3 separate regions of the Homo sapiens genome follow, and regions 2 and 3 are each linked to region 1. A link is a contact called in ENCODE Hi-C or POLR2A ChIA-PET data. All regions are on one chromosome and are shown on one strand. The core of a region is the stretch at or near the end of the contact, and the rest is flanking DNA. Distances in the headings are between cores, read along the strand shown.

What was found. Hi-C counts contacts between places; a loop is a spot of excess contacts on that map. ChIA-PET counts read pairs that join two places held with the same protein, here RNA polymerase II (POLR2A). Pooled maps may share reads with other maps.
Region 2: a loop to region 1 is called in a map of PC-9, with 4 times the contacts of the local background. The contact joins the promoter of LINC02043 here to the promoter of TBCCD1 in region 1. A Hi-C loop is called at or near these places in 13 of 168 maps with a recorded cell type or tissue (B cell, CD8-positive, alpha-beta T cell, Caco-2 and 9 more) and 16 of 50 pooled maps. POLR2A ChIA-PET finds 5 or more read pairs at or near these places in 17 of 52 experiments (AG04450, CD4-positive, alpha-beta T cell, CD4-positive, alpha-beta memory T cell and 12 more).
Region 3: a map of CD8-positive, alpha-beta T cell shows a loop between it and region 1 (10-fold over the local background). The contact joins the promoter of ST6GAL1 here to the promoter of TBCCD1 in region 1. A Hi-C loop is called at or near these places in 6 of 168 maps with a recorded cell type or tissue (B cell, CD4-positive, alpha-beta T cell, CD8-positive, alpha-beta T cell and 2 more), 8 of 37 single-sample maps with no recorded cell type and 17 of 50 pooled maps. POLR2A ChIA-PET finds 5 or more read pairs at or near these places in 1 of 52 experiments (activated CD4-positive, alpha-beta memory T cell).

The regions. Positions count from the first base shown.
Region 1 is chr3:186,566,057-186,568,756 of GRCh38, forward strand. It overlaps TBCCD1 (TBCC domain containing 1), which reads right to left and starts at 1,283. Exons shown (of 8, transcript NM_018138.5): 1 at 1,211-1,283. RefSeq lists a silencer at 1,187-1,476.
Region 2 is chr3:186,824,185-186,826,884 of GRCh38, forward strand. It overlaps LINC02043 (long intergenic non-protein coding RNA 2043), which reads right to left and starts at 1,337. Exons shown (of 4, transcript NR_125409.1): 1 at 1,123-1,337; 2 at 258-528. It also overlaps the pseudogene MCF2L2P1.
Region 3 is chr3:186,929,228-186,931,927 of GRCh38, forward strand. It overlaps ST6GAL1 (ST6 beta-galactoside alpha-2,6-sialyltransferase 1), which reads left to right and starts at 1,299. Exons shown (of 8, transcript NM_173216.2): 1 at 1,299-1,607. RefSeq lists an enhancer at 914-1,522 and silencers at 1,210-1,289, 1,530-1,719.

The sequences.
Region 1 (2,700 bases), core at 33-2,532:
AGACGGAGTCTCGCTCTGTTGCCCAGGCTGGAGTGCAATAGCTCGATCTCGGCTCATTGCAACCTCCACCTCCCAGGTTCAAACGATTCTCCTGCCTCAGCCTCTCAAGTAGCTGGGATTACAGGCTCCCGCCACCACGCCAGGCTAATTTTTGTATTTTTTTAGTACAGACAGGGTTTCACCATGTTGGCCAGGCTGGTCTTGAACTCCCTGACCTCAGGTGATCCGCCTGCCTTGGCCTTCCAAAGTGCTGGGATTACAGGCGTGACCCACCGCACCCGGCCTGCCAACTGTGCCTCTCTCGAGAATCATCTGTTCGGAAAAATAACTGACATCAATCGAGTGCTTACTATGTACCAGGTATCATGCTCATGATTTTGCATACTTCACCTCCTTTCATCCTCACAACCACCTGGAGATACAGTACTTAAGACTGTACACATTTTCGATGAAAAAAAAATGAGGCTTAGCGAAGTTAAGGGATTTCCCTAAGGACACCTACTTAGCTGGCACAGCTCTAGATTAGGATTCAGGTCTGACTTGAGAACTGCATTACTATAAATGTACTCTAGGAATCCAGTTTTGGGAGAATCTCTTAAAAACGGGAGTGGATCCAGAAGAGAATTTCCAGAATAAAGAGTCTTAGACAGGAAGCCAGGTGAAAGAACCAGGGAGAGTAAACTCAAAAGAAGGGCGTGGAAGGGCAAAAGGCAGCTGTCTTCCAATGTGGAGAGACTGGAGTCGTTTTGAGTAAAACCAGACGATAAAAGTTAGGCGAGGAAGACCTCGGTTCTCTCCAAAATGTAAAGAGGCTGCTCTGTGAGGTACTGAGCCCCTGTCAACAGCCAGATCCCAGAGATGAGCCCTCCATTCTAACTCCGAGAATCGAGAGGGCTCAATCCGTAAACAAACATAAACTGGGGCTCTGACCCTGGCGGTGCCCTGAGGTTAAGGTTTTTCAGGTCGGGAGATCGGCGTGGGTCCAAGGCGGCTGTCCTGGGGCTTCGCCGCCACCTTGGACGCGATCCGGGGTGGGACTCTGCGTGGGCCGCCCCAGCGTCGCGACCGGACTTCAGGAACACAGACGCTCACGCTGACAGGGTCGGTAGCTGACCCGAGACGCGGTAAGCGCGAAGGCAGCCTCCTCGACCCAAGCCTGAAGCCTGACTAACCCACACCGCCCTCCCCGGCGCACCCAGTGCGCGGTTACCTGCTAATGCAGGCGCCGCTCCGCCGCACTTCTCCGCGCGCCGCCGCGCCCGGCGTCCGCTCGCTGGGCCCGCCCCTCACCCTCCTCCGCGCGCCGCTGCCGTGCCCACTGCGCAAGCGCGAGGCCCCGCACCACCGAGACCTGGCGGACCCCGTTGCTAGAGCGGCAGATTGCGGCTCAAGCGTCTGAGAAAATCTAGGCTGGGGTCGAGAGTCCGCAACAGTGGCACCTGGAGCCAGACCCACCGCTTTCTGGTGTCGCGCCTTTCAACCCGGGGGGGTAGGAAGCTTTCTGTTGCTCCGCATAACTGTGGTCAGCTAATAGCTGCTGGTAAGATCAGCACGCTTTCATCAGAAATGCTACTAATACTAATGGCAGTTTGCATTTATAGAGCACTTACTATGGTCTCAGCACTGTGTAAAGCAACTTTATGTGTATTTCCTAAGTCTTGTCAAGAGCCCTTTAAGTACATTCGTTTTACTGATGAAGAAACTAGGGCCTAGAAAGGTGAAAATAACACAACCCTAAGGTCACACAAGAGATGGAGCCAAGATTCAAGCCCAGGGCGTCTGAAGCAAGACTGGCACTCCCTGCCGCCCCTCGGTGTCAGCTCCTTAACTCTGTTAGCTTTCCTGCCGTGTTTCCACCTTCATGAAGCTTTTTCAGATTACCGGGCAGAAGCCATCACTCCTTCCTTTAAACTTCCATTTCAGAATTTCTGGACATTTCCTGCTTTTTTTAGTTCCTTTATGGCCTCTCTAGGTGTGATAGATACAAAGGTAAATTAGACCGTAAAATGCAATTTAGTTCCTCTTTTGTGTGGCCATTGTCCCTACTGGGTATCTTCCTGAAAGCAGGGGCTTCAAATTTACACATACCTGGGTTAGGATCCAGGCTGCACCACTTATTAGCTCAGTGACCCTGCTGTTACTTGTTGAGTACCACTGTGTGTCTGGCACAGTGGTACGCACTAGAATGACAGAAGTGAACAAAACAGACAAGGTCCTTGCTTTCTTGGAGTGTATAACAGGGAGAATAGACAATACATATTAAGGAATAAAATAAGATAATTTCAAATAGTGAAAAATGCTATGAAAATTGGGGCGGGGGGTCAGGGAAGGCCACTTTGTGGTGCCAAATTTGAGCTGAGGCCTGAAGAGTAAGAAGCCAGCCATACAATGATCACCATCCCAGTAACTTTGACTCAAAAGTACTTCAGCACCTACTCCATGCCAGGCACTGTTCTAAGGTGCTCTTTTATACAGCTGTGAACAGAACAATATAGATTCATGCTCTCATGAAACTGGCATTTCAGTGTGTAAGTCTAGGGACCAGGGATGAAAAAAATAGGAGGCCGGGCGTGGTGGCTCATGCCTATAATCCCAGCAGTTTGGGAGGCTGAGGCGGGTGGATCACTTGAGGTCAGGAGTTCGAGACCAGCCTGGCCAACATGGTTAAACCCAGTCTCTACTAAAAATACAAAAAAATTA
Region 2 (2,700 bases), core at 87-2,586, 260 kb after region 1:
GGGTTATAACACATTATTAGTAGGTCATAAAATCAATTCAGTGGATGTGGACCAGCATTTTAAAAAGGGAATTAATAGAATATAAACTCCTTAAAAGGCGTCACTCATACTCAGGATAATACTGCTGTGTAAAATTTGTTTTAATATGTGTCAGCATGTGTACACTGTGTCAAGATGTAACACTTACATCCTATTTTAAGACCCTGCTGTAGACTAAACCAGGACCCCCATGGTGCTCCAGGCGTCCCCACCCTCACCTGTGGCACCAGGAGCTCCTGCTGTCACTGGCCCAGCTGGGTCCTGTGTCTTTCTCTGCGTTGTCAGGGCCTGCGCTGGCAGTCCACCTACAGGGAGGTGGAATCCGGGGCTTGACGGCACTGGGAGGATCCTTCATCTTTCCAGGCTCAAGCAAATCCTCGCCTGGAGGCGGGGAATGGGCTAGATGACCCCTGAAACAGTCCAGTCCAGCATCTGAGAGCTCCTCTGGGTCCAGCCCTGTGCCGCCTTTCCACGCTTCCCTGCAGGGCCCTGGGGAGAGCAGAGAAAGCAGCTGCCAGCTCCAGGCAGTCATTTTACCCCAGGTGCCACTTACCCTGCGGAGGGGCTGGAACCAGCTAATCATTTTACCCCAGGTGGCACTTACCCTGCGGAGTGGCTGGAGCTTCTCAGGTTTTTCAGTTCCTGTGTCACCTCCCAGCCCTGCCCACCACATGCTGTGGGTGTCTATGGCTGACGAACGCCCCTGAGCCAGGCCAACCCCCAGCCTCCCAGTGGGTGGCTCTGTGGTCCCTGGCAGCCCCGGCATCATCCGGAGCACAGAGGCCATGGACACTCAGGGGATGGTCAAGGTCGTAGCTCCCTCCGTTCTTCCGTTCCTCCCTCACAGAGCTTTCAGCAAGATAGATGGTCATTCTTCTGTCCTCACTGCTCCCGGCATAAGGGGACCCCAGGGCTGGATGACTTCCCTAAAGAGGAATCTCTCAGGGTTTCCTGCAGCCGCTCCCAAGTCCCGTCTGGAGGATGAAGGTGGCGGACACATCCCTGACGCAGTTTCTCCTCTGCCCTCCACCCCTCACCCATCCCACCTCCTGGACTAGGAACTCAACCAGGACTTGCTTCAACCTGAGAAGATGGTGTCCAGCCCCCTTGGAGCCTGCCAGCATCCGGCGGGATTTCAGAGGGGCCTCCAGGGAGGCGCTGCCCAGCTGCCCCCAGTGTTGCTCACACAGCCCCCACTGATCTGCTCTGGGGAGGCCACGGCCCCAGAACGCGGCTTGTGGGGGGCCTGGGGCAGCAGGCCGGGAGACGTCACTTGTCCGCTGCCTGCTCACCCAGATAACTGCAGCTCCCTCCACTGCCGCCTACAGCCCTCCCGCCATGCCTCTGCCCAGAAGGCCCTCCCTCTCCAGTCCTGTCCGCCCCTCAAGGCCTGCCCAAACCTCCCTGAATTCTCGCCTGAGCAGACACTTTCCTAGCACGGCTCCCGCCGCGTGGATTACTCAGCCGAGCCTCAGTCTGGGGCTGCCCTGTGCTGGGAGCTTTATGCAGATGCTCGGCTCCCTACCCTGGCTTGTGAGCCGTGTGGCGCAGAAACCGCATCTCACTCAGAGCGAGGGTAAAGAGCAGCAGGGCTGGAGAAGCCAGCTGCCCTGCCACAGGCCAAGAGGACTTGGCCAAGTGACCATTGCTGTCTGTTTCCCCAACTGTAAAGGGGGCTGAGACCCTTACAGGGTTGTGAGGCTTAAACTTTGACAAACGCCTACCATCCCACCAGGCACAGGGCAGTTGCTGAGTATTTGGCGGTGGCTGCTGTTCCCCACAGTGTCCAACACCTCCCGGGGATGTAACAGGTGCACCACGGGCAAGACTGATGGGTTTATCAGTTCACTGCGGAGAGAGGCAGGGATGGATGCACTTGCTTGTTCCTCTTATTTTCCCTTATGGGGAGCAGTGACACTTGGCAGAGGCTGCCAGGGAGATGGGAAATGGACATTAATTACGGGAAAGAAAAGGAGGCAAGAAGGGGAGGAGGGTGGGAAATAGACAGGGGAGGAAGAAGGGACGGAGGCATGGTTAGAAGACAGGCAAGCAAAAAAGACGACTGTTTTCTTGGACGAACAGGGAGGTAGGGCCATGAAAAGCATGTGGACGCTTCTTCTCAGTGAATTAAGGCATTTCAGCGCTGGAAAGAGCCTGAAAAAATCAGACTCCCTTCACAGCCCAGCGGAGTGCAGGCCCTGGGAGAGCAGGAGTTAGAGATGGGGAGGACCCCGCCTGCAACAGGCACTGCCTGCTACACCCTGCCATGGGCAGAGGGGCTGTCCTCCCACCCCAGAGAGGCCCCATCCTTTCCTTTCTTTCCCCAAGGCTGCTCCAGCAGGGAGTTTAGCTCCATGGACACCTTTGAAGGCTATGAAGGTGCAGAAGACATGGAAAAGGTGAGCAGCGCTCTGAACGTAATTTCTTTCTTTCTTGTTTATTTCATCTTCTTCCTCCTTCCTATTCATCAGCTCCTCCTGCCTACTGTCCCTCGCCTCCATCCCTCTCCCCCTCTTCAGGATTCTCACCCATAAGGACCTGGTTAAGCCAGGGAACCGAGGTCACTAGTCCTCAAAGTGGCTCTGACCCTGCTAGCCCGGCATGTCCCCACGTGGCTGTCTCCTTGGCGGTGCGCTGGTGTCCGGTCATAACTGGGGCTCC
Region 3 (2,700 bases), core at 49-2,548, 360 kb after region 1:
TGAAAACAACGCTTTCCTTAATATCTCCATTTTGCAGAAGAGGAAAGGGAGGCTCACAGGATGTGGAACTCACCCAAGAAGGCACAGCGAGTTGGTCATAAAGATTTGAATTCACTCTGGCTGGCACTCCCTTCAATTGGAGCTCTTTGTACTGAGCAAAAATGCCTCAGGGGCAGCAGGGAAGGGAATGACAGTATCAGCAGAAGGGAGCCAGGATCAGGACAGGGAGGAAGCAGTGTTTGGAAGAAGGGTGCTGGGGACAGGGTGCGGATGTAACTTCCCTTTCCAAGGTTGGTGATGTGGGGTAGGCACCTCATTTGGAGACAGAACTCTGGGCCTGGGCTTCAGGCACTTTAAGTGTGCACTGGACTTTGTGTTCCCAGAGGACCCCCAAACCTTCCAGTATCTCCTTCCTTTCCCCTTTCCCACCCAGCACACAGCCTGGTGCCTAGTGTGCACTCAGTAGACAACTGGGATATGACTATTGCCTCTGGTAGTCACATCCTCTCTTTGGGCTATGGGAGGCTGGACTGGAGGCCTTAAAGGCCCCTTCCGCCCTCCTGTTGGGCAGTTTTTCTTTCTTAGGGAAATCGCCTTGGGGCTATCGGGGATGGTCAGTACGCAGCTTGGTTAATCCTCTTTCCTTCCCCAGCAGCCCCACCGTCGTCCGGGTGAAAAGAAAGAACCTCGCTCCCTTCACCATCCAGGCTGAGGCTTCAGTCTTTCAGCCTGCAGCTTGGGGTGGAAGCCTCTGGGTGCAGGGGTTCGAGGACGCTCCTCTCCTTCTGTATTTGCCATTTGAGAGCGCCCAGTAGGAGTCATGCCTCAATGTTAGGAGGTTAATGCCAAACGCAGTGAAAGATTTTGTTCTTTCCTATTCTAGATAAGAGCAACACGAGTCTTCGGAGAGGTTAAGCGACTTCCTCAGGGTCTCGCAGTCAGCCGGTAGCAGAGACCGGGTGTACAGCACCCGCATGTTAGGACCAAAAGCCGGACACTGCTGGATTGACCCCTCGCGGCCAAGCGGGGAAGAGGCATTTAGGGGTCCTTGCGCAGCCGCGTGGCCCCTCCCACTCGGCCCTCGATCCACCCTCCTTGAGAGCAGGCAGGATTCTAGCATCACCCAGTGCCTTCATCAAGAGTCTTTAACCCCAAGCCCGCTCGCTAGCGACCTCCAGGCCGGTTTGGGGCGCGGTGTGGCCGGTGGCGAGAGGTGGAGTGGGGGCGGAGACCGACCCAGTCTTCGCAACTCTATTTGCATACGGAGGCGACTCGCTTCCTTCCCGCCCCTCCGCCGCGCTCTTCTTCCTTCCTTCTCCAGTCCCTTCCACTGTGCGTCTTCTGTCCCCCGTTCTTCCCCAGCGGACCCCTCTTTCGAGACTCCCTAGTGGGGTCCCCAGCTCCCGGGCGATCCTGCCCTTGCCGAGCGCGTTTTCTGGAGTCACCTGGGGGAGGGGAGTCCTGGGCAGGGCCGGGCTGGGGAAGACGCCTGGGGCACTGCCCGGCGTTAACAAAGGGAGCCGATACCGACCGGCGTGGGCGCGGAGCGGGCGGCCGCCACCGAGCGTGCTGAGCAACCGCAGCCTCCGCGGCCGAGAGTGCAGCGAGTGAGTAGGGGGTGCGGTGGGCGGCGGCGCGGCCCGGGCTATCCCGGGAGGAGTGTGATGCAAAGGGGCGCGGGAGGATAGCGGAGGCGCGGGGCCCGCGGCGCGCGTAGGGCGCAGGGAATCTCTCTCCAGCTCCGCCTCAGCTGCCTTGGCTCCGGGGCTGGCCGCCTTTTGGTTGGGGGTGTGTGCATTTTTGTCAGGGCCAAAGGGCCACCCTGGCTTCTCTCTGGCTCCGCGAGCCTGCGGATCCACAACAAACCCACGTGCGCACAGCCCCGGGGAACACGGATTTCTCCACGGCACCGTCAGTATGGGGTGGGGTGGCGTGGGGGCATTGCGCCTTGCAGAGTCTGGGTTTACGGATCGACAAATTGAGGCCCGCGGCAGCGGAGGGGGCACAGGCACCATAACAAACGCACGTGCGCCCTGCCCGGAGAGCTGGACGCACTGCATACCCTTAGGGGCCGCCCTGCGGTGCCGGGCCATTGTCTCAGCCTCGGGGGAGGGAGTGGCTCTAGAGGCGCCACTTGCTGGAAGAGGGCGAGAGAGACATTTAAAAGGTACCGCTTGGGCATCAGACTAAACTGCCAGACTTAAAAAGGGAAACCAAAACAAGAAAGCAGCTACAAAAAGGTTACTCCAGGCTGAGTCGGTCCCCGGCCGTGGCGCATTCTTTTGGGTGAAGTGGACCACCCCTCACCTTCACCTCCTGGAGGTCTCTTAGAGATGTGGGTTGGGTTAAGGGTCTAAGGGTGCCCCTCAAAAAAAGAGAGTGCTGGGTGCACTATTGTCCCCGCACTCCGGCGATTGCCTCTGTGGGGATATTTTGGTCGCCTCCTCAGCCTGCGGGAAGAATGTACGAGTCGCCCAGTGCGGTCTTGCTCTTTGCCTCTGAGGCCCGTGTCCGTGTGCCCAGACACCCCAGATGTCACTAGCCCCTTTTGGCTTGTTAATGCATTTTCGCAAGCAAGGCCAGCCGAGACCTCGTATTCTAGCTGGGGACGTACAATTTTCAGTTCTGAGTTTATTTGAAAGAAATTCCGAGGTCCGGAAAAAGAGAACTCTTGTTTGTTTTGCTTTTTCTTTGCTTACA